Regions from separate parts of the Homo sapiens genome. Here region 2 is linked to region 1. A link is a contact called in ENCODE Hi-C or POLR2A ChIA-PET data. All regions are on one chromosome and are shown on one strand. Each heading gives the region's core, a stretch centred on a gene start or an enhancer-like site at or near the end of the contact. The rest is flanking DNA. Distances are from core to core; before and after follow the strand shown. Region 1 has its middle 190 kb from the start of RAD51B-AS1. Region 2 overlaps DCAF5 (DDB1 and CUL4 associated factor 5).

Evidence for each region. Hi-C counts contacts between places; a loop is a spot of excess contacts on that map. ChIA-PET counts read pairs that join two places held with the same protein, here RNA polymerase II (POLR2A).
Region 2: a loop to region 1 is called in a map with no recorded cell type, with 11 times the contacts of the local background. The contact joins two enhancer-like sites. A Hi-C loop is called at or near these places in 1 of 37 single-sample maps with no recorded cell type. POLR2A ChIA-PET finds 5 or more read pairs at or near these places in 2 of 52 experiments (BJ and activated CD4-positive, alpha-beta T cell).

The regions. Positions count from the first base shown.
Region 1 is chr14:68,491,940-68,498,612 of GRCh38, reverse strand. It overlaps a transcript of RAD51B not described here. Among named protein-coding and RNA genes, the nearest start is that of RAD51B-AS1, 190 kb to the left of the region's middle. Within about 2 kb of position 3,037, at least 4 of the 41 ENCODE cell types and tissues checked have a DNase peak (open chromatin) inside an H3K27ac peak, as active enhancers do.
Region 2 is chr14:69,046,787-69,053,459 of GRCh38, reverse strand. DCAF5 (DDB1 and CUL4 associated factor 5) reads left to right here. Exons shown (of 9, transcript NM_003861.3): 9 at 1-2,579. Among named protein-coding and RNA genes, the nearest start is that of ACTN1-DT, 70 kb to the right of the region's middle. RefSeq lists an enhancer at 4,147-4,647. Within about 2 kb of position 3,664, at least 13 of the 41 ENCODE cell types and tissues checked have a DNase peak (open chromatin) inside an H3K27ac peak, as active enhancers do.

The sequences.
Region 1 (6,673 bases), core at 1,788-4,287:
GTGTTCCTCCTATTTCTGGCTCACAGATGTTGACAAGTAGCATGTGTAGAGTTCAGTCTGCACAAATCTGGGAGCTCTGAACACTAGATCCTATATTCACAGAGTCCCCCACCACTGGAACCTGGCTAGGGGTAGGAAAGTCACCGTAACCCTACAGTCCTGTGGAAAGGGTAGAGTAGTGGGGACTAACTGGAAAGAAGTGAAAATAAGACAAAGTAGCCAGTGGAATCTCCAGTCTGCCCCTTGCTTAGCTATGGAGAGCACAGCAAGATGATGGGTGAAGTCCACTGCTTCTCTGAACCATCTTTCAACTTGTCTGCTGAGGGTCCACTTTCTCTCCTTTCTCTGCCTGCATGTTTGTGAAAAATTTGTGTCTTCACGTGGAGACTATGAGTTTTGTGTGCATGGAACAGAGCCCTCTAGAAGGGTCTTGTGCCACTTTAAAATGTGACTCCCAAAAAATCTGACCTGTGCTCATACATTGCTGATGGAAATACAAAATGATTCAGCCATGTGGAGAATAGTATTGCAGTTCTTCAAAAAGTTAAACATAGAATCACCATATGTCAAGTAAATCCACTCCTAGGTACATACCTTAAAAAATTGAAAATAGGTTTCAAATAAATACATGTGTATGCAAGTTCATAGCAGTACAATATTCACAATAGTTGAAGGGTGGAACCAGCCCAAATGACCACTGACGGATGAATGAATGAACAAAATGCAGTATATCCTGACAATGCAATATTATTCAGCCATAAAAAGAATGAAGTACTGATGCACGCTACACCATGGAGGAGACTTGAAAACATACTAGTGAAAGAAGACAGACACTATATGATTCCATTTATATGAAATATCCAGAATAGGTAAAGCCATAGCAACAAAGTAGATTGGTGGGTTTCCAGGAGCTGGGAGGAGGGGGAAATAGGAACACTTGCATAATGGTTATGGGTCTTGCTTTTGGGGTGATGAAAATATTTGGAACTAGACAGAGATGCTGGTTGCACATCATGATATCTAGTTGCCACGGAATTGTTTACTTTAAAATGGTTAATTTCATCTTATATAAATTTCACCTCCATCAAAATGAAATATTTTAGAAAGAGAAAGTTAAAAAAAAAAAACCTATGTGTTCCACGAACACAACCCAACCCTTGCTCTCATTCCCATTTCCTGTTCCCTGTGTGCCCATTGTCAGTGCCATGGTATCAAATCAGTGCCCATTGTCAGTGCCATGGTATCAAATCAGCTTATGATGCAGATTACTGTTGGGCTTGTTCTTGATCCTACTTGTGAGATACATCCTCTAGAATTCCATGACTTAAGCTGAGTCTACACAGTAGCAACCAAATGTTTTAGCAGAGAACGATGGGTGTTTCACCACAAGACTCTTTCCCAATATTTTGTTTCTGTGGCAGAAAAGCGGATTTTTCTTGGCAAGATGAACAGGTTTGCACATTTATCTGTCTCTAGGAATTTCCATAGGCTGCAAGAAGAAAAAGAACATGAGTGTCAAGATACCTAGAAAAAGATGTTGAAGGCTTGCATAAAGCCTACTGAGGCTAAAACTGTTGTTTATTGAAGTTATGGGGAAAAAAGTTCATGCCCCCATTCTGTTTGTTCCAACCTCATTTGAAGAGTTGAGAGAGAACTTGTAGTTTCGTGCTTCTAGAACAGAAAAGATTTGGAATTTCAAAGAGAAAAATGCCCATAGGGAGAACTGGGGACATGGAGATGCCCTGTGTTAACTAGGGCAGAAAGTTGTAGTCTGTTGATGGAACTGTCATTTACTCATGCACCTGAACCCTTGAAGTCATTCATGAGGGTGGAAATCAGCTTCTTCCAAGCTCCTGTTAATGTTGATATTTTGACCTCCTCCTATGAATCACGAATGTTCTTAATGGAATTCATTCATTCACTGCATATGGTCCTGCCATGCGCCAGAAGGCAATAGGCCAGGCCACTGGATGGAGAAGACCCCATCCCTGCCTTGCTGCATAAGCAGCTCAGTGAAAAAGCCAGGCAGACATACCAGGAACATCACAGCCATACGGCAAGTGCTCAGACAGAGGTATCAGGCCATGGGAGCACCAAGGAGTCACTGCATCTGGGCCCTGTCAGAGGTGGGGACAGTGGACCCCAGTGTTAAAGGAAGATGGTGACAGGAGACCAGCATTACAGGCAAGTAAGCACAGCATCCACATTGGCCCAGAGGCATGGACACAGGTGGCATATCTGGGGAACACTGCTGCAGAGAGGAGAGGAGGGAATATGGCTACAAGAGGAGAGGAGGCTGCCGGGGCAAGTTGGGGCCAGGCTGGAAAGGGTCTTACATTTGACCCATTTTTTCCGGTGACTTTTTCCTTTTTATAGGAACAACAGCCAAATATTTGTCATAAATCATTTTCCTTCATCCTGTCAGTAGCCCCCTTTTACCGATGAATACACTGAGGTTCAAAAAGGTTAAGTAATTCCAAAGAGGGATGGACACATCACCGTTTGTGCATGTTTGACACACTGTTTGTCAATGACTGAGTGGTTACTGCTGGGGGAAGGCAGGATGGAAGGATGGGACCAAAAGGACAAAGGCGGCTTTAATTGCATCAGTAACATTTCATTTCTTAAGCTGGGTTTCGGTACATGGATGCTCTTTGTGCCTTTTTGTGTGAAATTTTCATAATGACTCTTAAAGCCACTGGACTTGCGTGTTAGGGCAGCATCTTTGCTTGAAAGGAGGCAGTGTCTGAGGCTGAGGGTCCCTTGAGAACACAGGGGCAGCCCTTAATATCCAAATGCTTGATGGGTTTTTCACTGTGGTTAAGAGGTAAGTCACTATTTATTCCACCTAGTCAAGGCCTCAGAGCTGACACTTCTACAGAAAAAGCAGGACAGACAGGTTTGATTCTCCTGGTTCCCTTGAGCAGGAACTGAATGTTTCCCATCTAGGGGCATATGAGCAGAGAGGAAGGGGTCTGAGCCCCACAGTGTGTCGTCAGTTACCACTTCTACGCGCTTGGCAGCCCGTGCTTCGAGTTCCTTTTCAACTGCGTTTCCCTTCAAGTTAACACTGCTTCCTCCGCTAGAGCATCCTGCCCCTCCAGCCTAGCCCTGAGAAGGAGACCCAGCCCCCTGCCTTCCTGGCATGCAGAACTTAAAACAAGAGCTCTCTGCCATCGGACATCCTTACCATTTCCAGCTATTGAGTATAATCAGGTGTGCCAGGATCTGATTTCAAAGCCAAAAGCAAAGGGGCTCGGAGGAATCCTCTCTCGGTTGCGCCAGTGGAAGACAAAGGGGTCTGAACAAACAGGATGCACTGAGAGCTGTAGAGAGCACTCCCCAGCAAGTGGGGTGGGCAGGATGCAGGGTTGGAATAGTTGACCTGTAAGCCTGGGTGTTGGCATGTGAGGCAGTCATGCCCAGGAGAAGCAAGGCAGGGCATGAACAGATGCTGATTCATCTGACAGCCTCTCTGGATGGTTCCTGGTAGACAGTCATGCTCTTCCAGGGCCCAGGGAGTTATATAATCTCTGCCTGAATAGAAGATCCCGACTCTGGCCGTTCACCTTGCAGAGAATGCTGACATTTCTAGAAATCAGAGAAAACCCACTATGCCTTGTAGGGCAGATGAGCAGTACTCAGGAATCTACAAGCGAGTCAGAACTGATGCGCTGTGGAGCTGGAGAAGACCCACTGGTTGCACCCCAATGTCTGGGTCCTGATGGATCCATTTTTTTCTGTCCCTGTTTCTATCTCTTATCACATACTCTGCTTGCTGGGCTTGGGAACCTACATCTAGTAAACTTTCCCGATCATTAACTGGATAAAGAGTTAAAAGTCATTCCAGAGAACACGACCCTTCTTGGGAGGCTATAGTCCGAGGGAAAATTTCAGTATTTCCTTTCTCTTTCTCACTGCCCTCATTTTTATATGGCAGGAATTGGAGATGAAAACAAATGTAACAAACCCGACTTGAAGGCAAACAAAGATCATCAAAGGCAACAAGAATAGGAAGCAGCTTACAGTGGAAAGAAAGTGCCCATCTAGACTGACGCCTCACTGATGGTGAAACTTAGTGGTGCTGCCCCAGTTCACCGTCTTTCAGAGATAGCCTTGTTGGTGTTTTCAACCGGGGGTGCTTGGAGTATTGCCCACAGACACCTCTGACTGTTAGAGTGCCTCGGGGAATGCTCCTGGCATTTTCTGGATGAGGCTGCAAGTACAAATGTCCTCCAGTACACAGGATAGTCACAAAACCGAAGAACTACCCCCACCCTTTTTCTAATAGAGCAGTACTGGTGAAATTGGTCATTTTTTTTTTTTTTTTTTTGAGACGGAATCTCACTCTGTCGCCCAGGCTGGAGTGCAATGGCGTGACCTCAGCTCACTACAACCTCTGCCTCCCAGGTTCAAGGGATTCTCCTGCCTCAGTCTCCTGAGTAGCTGGGATTACAGGCATGTGCCACCATGCCCAGATAATTTTTTTTTGTATTTTTAGTAGAGACAGGGTTTCACCATGTTGGCCAGGCTGGTCTCAAACTCCTGACCTCAACTGATCCGCCTCCCTCGGCCTCCCATAGTGCTGGGATTACAGGCATGAGCCACTGCGTCCAGCCAGAATTGGTCATTTCTGACACTCAGCTGAACCTCGAGCTCCTCCAACCTGGAGCCTTTGAACATGAAACCTATAGAGAGAGTCTCTGAAAAGAATCCAATTCTAAAGGCCACTGTTGGTTCTAGATGAAATAAAAAGCACACAGAAAATGAAAACCCGCCTGACATCTATAGTTCATCAATTGCCTTTAGAGGCAACTCTTATACAAACTCCAAAATTCCCAAGAGAAATTCTAACCTGGCATAAAGCATTGGGAGATTTATGGATATGCTTTCTCCCAGGGCTAGAGTTCTGGGAACCGGAGACTCAGAGGCTGCCTCTCGGCTTCTATAAAATAGGTCTGGGACATACATTAGGTTGTTTTGTCCCCATACAGTGTAAATAGCTGACGCGTGACACTTCAGCAATGGCTAAAAAATAAAATCCGAGCTAATCGTGGGTATATGGAAAGCACAACAAATGTGCAAGTTGCAAATGATTTCTATCTATGTAAAATGGCAACATGATTGGGGCTCTTCTTTAGTATGGCCAGGGTGGAAGCTGAGTATGAGGTCCTTGGGGGAATTCTAACTACATGAAATTGAGTAACTAGGGCTGTTTTTTTCTTGGAGGGAGCAGGGAGAAACCAGCAGATACCATCCAGATTTTTCTTAAAAGGAGAGACTTGATGAATCCATCATTCTACTCATAAGCAAATGCCTTTCACAAAGAATGTGAATTCTAGTGAGATTTTGAGCACAAAGCTGCAATGTCTTTGAGAACTTGATTTATGATTCAAGATGAACTGCAGCTAACTCTGGGGTCATTCGGCCGGGGGGATGGGAAGGGCAGACCCATTAATCAAAAGGTAGCAGGGGACCCCTCCAGGTGAGCCAAATGCACAAAGGGAGGAAGTGAGTCCAGGTGGAGAAAGAGACCCCTCCCCTCATCTCCGGTGTCGCTGGGAGACAGCTCTGCTTCAGGGAAGCTCGGAGGGATGCTAATGTACATTCTCTCAAAGGATCAGAGAGGCTGCAGCTTGTCTGAGAAGAATTTAAATCCTGGCTCTGATCACGAGCTGTATGACATTAAGCAAGCTATCTAAATCTGAATCTTGGGCCCTTCCAAGATGGGGATAATGGTACTTGCCTCAGAGGGTTGTTAGGGAAATAAGCAGGCATTTACTGAGTACTTAATACATGCCAGGCTTGGTATGAGGTCCTGGAGAGACAATGGTAGAAGGGTTGACAGTTTCATGAAATCACTTCTATAGTTCACTAGGCACAGACACTGCCTATCATTTGGTAGCTGCTCAACAAATGTTACTTCCCTTCCCCTTATAATCTGTACCACTAGGCACCTGCTATGTGCAAGCTATTGTGTAGGCCCTTGGACCTGACATCAAGTAGCAATTTGTAACTTCAAAACTGGTTTCACACACAAGAACAAATGTCAGCAGTTTTTGCACTTGCTCGTAGAGAGATAGCAGGAGGGATTTTGAGCTCACAAATCCCTTCAGTTGTAGCAGCCCTTCTTTTATTGATGTTATATCCTGGACTTCTAAGAAAGATCCAACCTATTTATTGCAGGTCATTAATATACCTGACACTGCTCTAGGTGCTTAAGAAAAAAATGAATAAATCAAAGACGGCTGCCCTCCAGGGCTTATATGGTAGCAGAGAAGACACAGAATGAAGGGTAAACATTGTGAGCTATTGATTATTTATTACCTTGTATAGCGATAAGTACTTTGGGAAAATATAAGTAGAGCAGGATGGGGGTAAGCAGAGCGGGTTGCAATTTTAAGTGGGTCAGTCTCATAGAGAAGGTGATATTTTAGCAAAAACTTAAAGGTGAGGGAGTCATCCATTATGTGAGGAAAGGAGGTGAGGGAGTCAGCTATGGTACTCTGGAGAAAAGGGTTCCAGCAAGGGTTCAGAAGTGCAAAGGCTCTAAGGTGAAAGCCTGCCTGTGAGAGGGTTCAGCTAGGAGGCAGTGTGGCTGCAACAGGTGAGCAAGCGAGGAGCTGTGAGAGGCGAAGAAGCAGGTGCCGCTGGAATCGGTGGGGCTTTCTAG
Region 2 (6,673 bases), core at 2,415-4,914, 550 kb before region 1:
TTTGTACTTTTTGCCATCTCACCCTGTTTACATGCCATAGGTGTTCTGGTCTGGATGATGGGTGCCTGTTAAATCAGGTTGTGCTGCCAGTGAGTTGTAGATTTATGCTGGAAGAATGGAGAATGGAAACAGGCCTTCAGCCCATTGGCTGCGCTGGAGAGGAAAGCATGGTTCCTTTCTTAAAGAAATCTTCCATGTTTTCTCTAAGTAACACTTCTTTATTGAGCATTTAATGTGGACATACTATAAAAAAGAATTTTTAATGCTAATGAGAGGTTTAGCACTTAAGATCAGATTCAAGAGAATATAGATTCCTGATAAATTTCACTGTTTGCAAATTGAGCAGTGCTGCAACATGTACTGTATGAAGGCCATAAAATAGAGCTAGTCATGGATAACAGACTTTAACCAGTTAGGTGCTAGATCCTAAGAGGCACTCACAAGGCCAGCAGGTGCTTCCTTGGCTCCCATGATCGATCGAGGCATAGTGAAAGAAGGGCAAAGACAGCTTTCCAGAGCTTTGTGCTCAGGCTACTAAAGTAGTTGTTATAGGTGTGTTAACGAAGAAGCTTAGTGAGGAGCAGAATGTGGTACTATATTCATTTAACTCAACCCAGAACCATTGGTCAGAATTGGTGGGACTGGCATCTTCCCTCAGACTTGCAGTTGATAGAGGCTGTGGTGTTCTCACTAGACTTTGCAGAGCAGTAGGCATCTCAAGGTAACAGATTCTTATTGAGTAGGTCTATTAGGAGTCAGAAGGTGTTGGGGAGGAGTCTCTGGCTTATGACTCCTGGTTCCCATTAGTCTTAAGTCTTCTGGTTCCCATAAAAGACTCAGTTTTATTGAGGTAGATACAGGTTTAGAAGAGAAAAGAGCAACAGATTTTCAGCGTTGCAGTCACTCGGTTATCTATGAAGGGTTGTGCAAAACAGGAAGGTCTGGGAATGACCAGATATCTTGTTGGCATAAATGTTATGAAAAGGCAGAATACTGGCAAGAAATGAGGAAGAGAGAGAAAAACAATATAACTTTCTTGAGTGCAAAGGTGCTAGACAACTAGGAGCCCAGCTGGGATTGGTGTAGGGAGGGCCGAACGCTGACTAGTGTGGCCTCACTGCCCCAGGCTTCCTTTCAGAGGAAGGCCTGTCCTGCTGGAACTGGAGCCAAGGGGAGGCTGCCTATGAAGGCAGAAGATGTGGATGAATTCAGGCACTGGGGGTGGGGGGGTTATTTATAAACACAAGGTGGTTGGTTTAAGCCAAAAGGAGATACCATCCTGATAAGCTCTGTGAAAGAGAAGATGTGCCTGGTGTGTGTAATGCGGCTGGGGTATGAAAACACTGAGAAGGAGATGAAGGAGTGTGTGTAGCATGGGGGTGTGTACAACTTAACACCTGGACTTTTACTGGGGGAGTGGGAAAGTGATTCTGTAACCAACATTAGAATTACTTTGGATTTGTAATCAGATTGGTTCTATGATTTGTCTTTGACTATTCACAGATAATTGTAAATGCTGGTTTTATAAGCCCAAGTCATTTTACATTTGCTTTTCCAAAATGTATTAAATTGGAATTTTTTAATCCTTTATATACAAAAAAAATACGATCACTCAGTGTGTGTTTCTCTTCCCCTTCTTAGTCAGCACACCCAGTCCTTTATTTTATTCTATTCTATTTATTTTATTTTAATAAGTACTTAGCCTCTTCTGACTTCTCAAAGGACAATCGGATACATATCTTCCTGAAAAGAAGTAGTTAAAGTTCCCTTGGGAACTAGCTACTTGGTAGTTACAATTCCCAAATGCAGAACTTGGTCTTTTCATGTTAAAAGCCTTAATCTCATTTGGGTACTCAAAAGAGAAATCAGAGTTTATTCTGGTTAACTTGAGAAGCCAAGAAAGATCATTTTTAGCAAGTATGCCTTCCATCCTTGGCAGAGGCTTCCCAGCATCCTAGGCTCAGCTTACCGGGTGATAGGCCCCATAAGACACACACATGAGCAGGGTGAGAAATGCTTGCTTTATAGCTGCTCCACCCTCATCTCCAGAGATTTTGTGTCTATGGTTGTGGGTCTGGAAACCTGGCAGGAACCACTTCTAGAGTACCTTTGCCTAAACTCTTTTAGAATTGAGGCCCCAACTTTGATGGCACATTTAATACCCAATTTCTTCCATAATAGATATTTTTAATAGCAGGACAGATGGCACTGATTAGATCAAGAACTATTTGGAAGTGCCTCTTATGTTTTTTTCCTGCATTCTGTACATAAAGTTTTAAGTGGCAGGTCCAGATATGTAAAATCATTTCTCTCTATTTTCCAGCTGGTTTTGTTAATGATTCTCTAGGACAGCAGGTAAATGAGTTAAGTTGTTGGCTTGGGGCAAGTGAAGTTTGTGACTATGCTTGATTTAATAAGCTGAGAGTCTCTTGTTTGTCTGTCAAGGTGCCTTCCTCTGCTGAAGCCTTACCTCCTTCTCACCCAGTAACGGTTAACTCTTCTCTTGTGTATATGCAAATAAACCTATTATTCACTTCTCACGTCTTCCTCTTCTCTTCCAGGGAAGACTTGGTTGCTTAGACACCTCTCCTTTATTTCTTTTCTGTTTTAATTCTTGCCTAGTTGGAAACTTGATTGAAAGCTATGCTGAAAACTAGAAGAAAAACTGCAGTGTTCCACATCCATGACAATGGTCATTGTCACTTTTAGGTATTGGGACAAAGGTCACATCTGGACAACAAAATGCAGGGTAGGAGGAGGTATTTATTTGTTCTCCTTAACAGGTTTAAAGGGACTTAAGATAGCGAGACTCTGGAACTGATAATTTTATTAGTTGGAACAGAGGGAACAATGCAGTGAAGTGACATTACAAACAGCTCCCAAAGAAATATTTTCTGATGTTTCCAAATACCAAATTGCATTTCCTGCCTTGCTCCAGGCATGCACTGCAAACTTTTTTCTAAAAAAAAAAAAAGCAAAACTCGTATCTCCTGCCTGTAAAGCTGCCTGCTACAGTTAACTGAAAAATTCTTGCCAACCAAGGCTTGTCAGGAAAACAGACGCTTCCAAAGGAAGACTGTCCTTCCCCCATGACCTAAGCAAGACAACATGCCATGATTGAAACACCAAGGTGAAGTAAGGCTCAGTGAGTCCCAGCCTTGCAGCAGCAGGATAGTGGTTTTGAACAAACTGTGTGGTTCTCAGGTGGGATATTCCGATCTGAGTGCTAATTTGTCCTTGAGCACTCATATTGGAATTAAATTACATGAATTCAAATAGTTAAAAGTAATTTTGAATTTCTCAGTGATGCTTCTCACATGCAATAGTGCACGTGGATCGAAAACCTGTCTGAATCCTAACTGCATTTCATTGTTAGAACAGTGGTGGTAAGATGCTTCTCAGAATGGAGGCTTAGAGGCAAAGCTTAAACTTCCCTGTGCCCTGCACTTAACATTGCCTGGATAAGCAAGAGGAGTTACTCTGTTCAATTCACAACAGGATTTACTCGAATGTGCAGATGATCTAGCAGTGCTTATCTGCAAGATGGTCACGTTGTAAGGAAACAGGATATCTAATGTTTCAAAATACTGAAGTTGGGAAATGACTCCTTTGGGCTTATGGCCCAAAGCCATGAGCTTGTGGAATATTCCAGCCAAAGTACAGAATGCTAGCTTAGAAGTCTATCTGCCTTTGTTAGTTCCCCTACTAAAGCTGGGAAAGACAATAAAGCCCCTAAGATATCCAGGGGCTCACCCAGACTCCTTAGGCATAAGGGAAGTTTTTGTTATCTAGGGAAGCTGGGAGGGAAGACATCTGGGGGACGGGATTAGGAAGACTGCAAGGGAAGAAATAAAGTGCTAGGTGGGTCCATTAACTTCCTGGATCCACAGAACTAGCATTCAATGTGCCATGGGACTGGCCTCTGAAACACTTGGTCATCAAGATTCTCCAACCAAAATCCCCCAGTACATATGCTCCTCAACTTAGGATGGGGTTTTATGTCTGATAAACCCATCATAAATTGAAAATGTAAGTCGGCCAGGCGCGGTGGCTCACGCCTGTAATCCCAGCACTTTGGGAGGCCGAGGCAGGCAGATCACGAGGTCAGGAGTTCAAGACCAGCGTGGCCAACATGATGGAGCCCCATCTCTACTAAAAATACAAAATTAGCCGGGCGTGGTGGTGCATGCCTGTAATCCCAGCTACTCAGGAGGCTGAGGCAGGAGAATCGCTTGAGCCTGGGAGGCAGAGGTTGCAGTGAGCCGAGATCGTGTCGCTACACTGTAGCCTGGGCGACAGACAGAGACTCCATCTCAGGAAAAAAAAAAAAAAAAAATGTTGTAAGTCAAAAATGCATTTAGGCCAGGCGTGGTAGTTCACGCCTGTAATCCTAGCACTTTGGAAGGCCAAGGCAGGTGGATTGCTTGAGCTCAGGATTTTGAGACCAGCCTGGGCAATATGGCAAAATCCCATCTCTTCAAAAAATAGAAAAAAAATAGCCAGAAGTGGTGGTGCACAGCAATAGTCCCAGCTGTTCGAGAGGCTGAGGTGGGAGGATCACCTGAGCCTGGGAAGGTAGAGGCGGCATTGAGCCATGATCGCACCACTGCACTCCAGCCTGGGCAACAGAGTGAGACTGTCTCAAAAACAACAACAATAATAAAAAAAAAACACGAAAAAGCCATCATCTAACCTACTGATTGTCATAGCCTAGCCTACCTGAAACGTGCTGAGAACACTTAGCCTGCAGTTGGCCAAAATCACCTGGCAACACAGTACACTGCAGAGTATTGGTGGTTTACCCTTGTGATCAGTAGCTGGCTGGGAGCCAAAACTTGCTGCCACAGCCCAGCATTATGAGCAAGTATCTTAATGCACATGTGGCTAGCCTGGGAAAAGATCAAAATTCAAAATTTGAAATACTGTTTCTACTGAATGCATATCACTTTCACACCATCATAAAGTCAAAAAACTGTGTCGTGAGTCAGGGACTGTATAATAATAATAGAGGTCAAAAAATGCAGGATTGAGGCCAGGTGTGGTGGCTCACACCTGTACTTGGAGCACTTTAGGAGGCCGAGGTGGGCGGATCACTTAAGGTCAGGAGTTTGAGACGAGCCTGGGCAACAAGGTGAAACCCTGTCTCTACTAAAAATACAAAAATTAGCTGGACGTGGTGGTGCATGCCTGTAATCCCAGCTACTTAGGAGGCTAAAGCACAAGAATCACTTGAACCTGGGAGGCGGAAGTTGCAGTGAGCCAAGATCTCAGCCTAGGTGAAAGAATGAGACTCCGTCTCAAAAAGAAGAAGAAAAAAATGCAGATTAGTTTGGGAGAAATTATCTTTTCAGACCTCTTTGCTAGAATGCATAAATGCCATTAAAAAAAGGATTGTATTATAACCCTAACACCAGCATATGTACTTAAACATGCTCCTAAAATAGGTGAGTGTGTGGTTGTTGGTGACTGGCATAGGCTTTCATAGGGTAACATACATCTACATGCTTGCCTATTCCTAGACTGGTTAGTGACAATATTTGGGTCCTACCCCTATCTCTTTCCTTTTCTTTTTTTCTTTTTTTGTAACTTTCTTACCTTATTTTCTCTTCATTTCTCAGAGTCAATTCTTTCTCTTATCTCTCCAAGACCTCACCTTAAATAGTTAAGGCTAACTTCTGTTCCTTTCTCTTCCTCCCAAGAGAACTGTGAATTAGGTGGAAATAGCATTGAACTAGCAAGAGAAGCGGATCCTGTACATGTTCTCCCGTGGAGTTGCTGCATGAGACTCGGGCAAGTCACTCAGACTCTTGGGAACTGTGAAACAAATCCCTCTCAACTCAAATCCAATTCCTTCTGTTCCAGCTCCTCTATGTGTCCCTCCTGGGGATCAGAGGGCTTTCTAGCTCCCACTCTGATGAGCTGTCATTCTTAAAACATCTCTGTAGTGCCCACCAGAACCAGTGAGCCAAGATCTTTGGCGAGTGTACAGCTGCTCAGAGCCTCAAGCTTTACCTCTGTAAAATGGGTTCAGCACATTGTCAAGAGATCAAATGGGCAGATATGTATATATATGCTATATATATGTTATATACAAACTATGATATAATATACAATGATTATATAATATATATAAGCTATACATAGCTTGGGACAATGCCTGTTATTTAGAAAGCACTGAAATGTTTGCTATCATTAGTACATTCTCTCTTTTTTGCTTTCATTGCTTGTTGATACCAGTGTGCACACCATGTAGAAGACTTTTTTGGATGGGGTCTGCTGAGAAAGTAACCTCTCCTTCCGAGAAAGAATGTACTGTACCCTAGTAAGTCTTAACCTGAAAACAAAAAAAGAGTAAATTATTCCCATTATGGTGGACCTGACTAAAGCAGAGTTTGGGGCCTTGTACACGACCTCCGACTTGGGGAGCCAACTGTCTAGAGGCTCCACCTGAAGCCAGGCCTGGCTGACAGAGGCCTCTCAGCTCCTTGCTTATGACGACCCTTACCTTGAGTGCCTGACCTCCTGACAGCCTCATTGATTCCTGGAATTTGGTGCCAACTCTCCACTTTCTGCAAGTCTGCAGGGGTTGGAGTGAGTAGTGGCAGATTTTATTAAACTATAGTCTTAATATGGTGGTGCTGAAGATGACAGGCCTCAGGGGCTGGGACGGCAA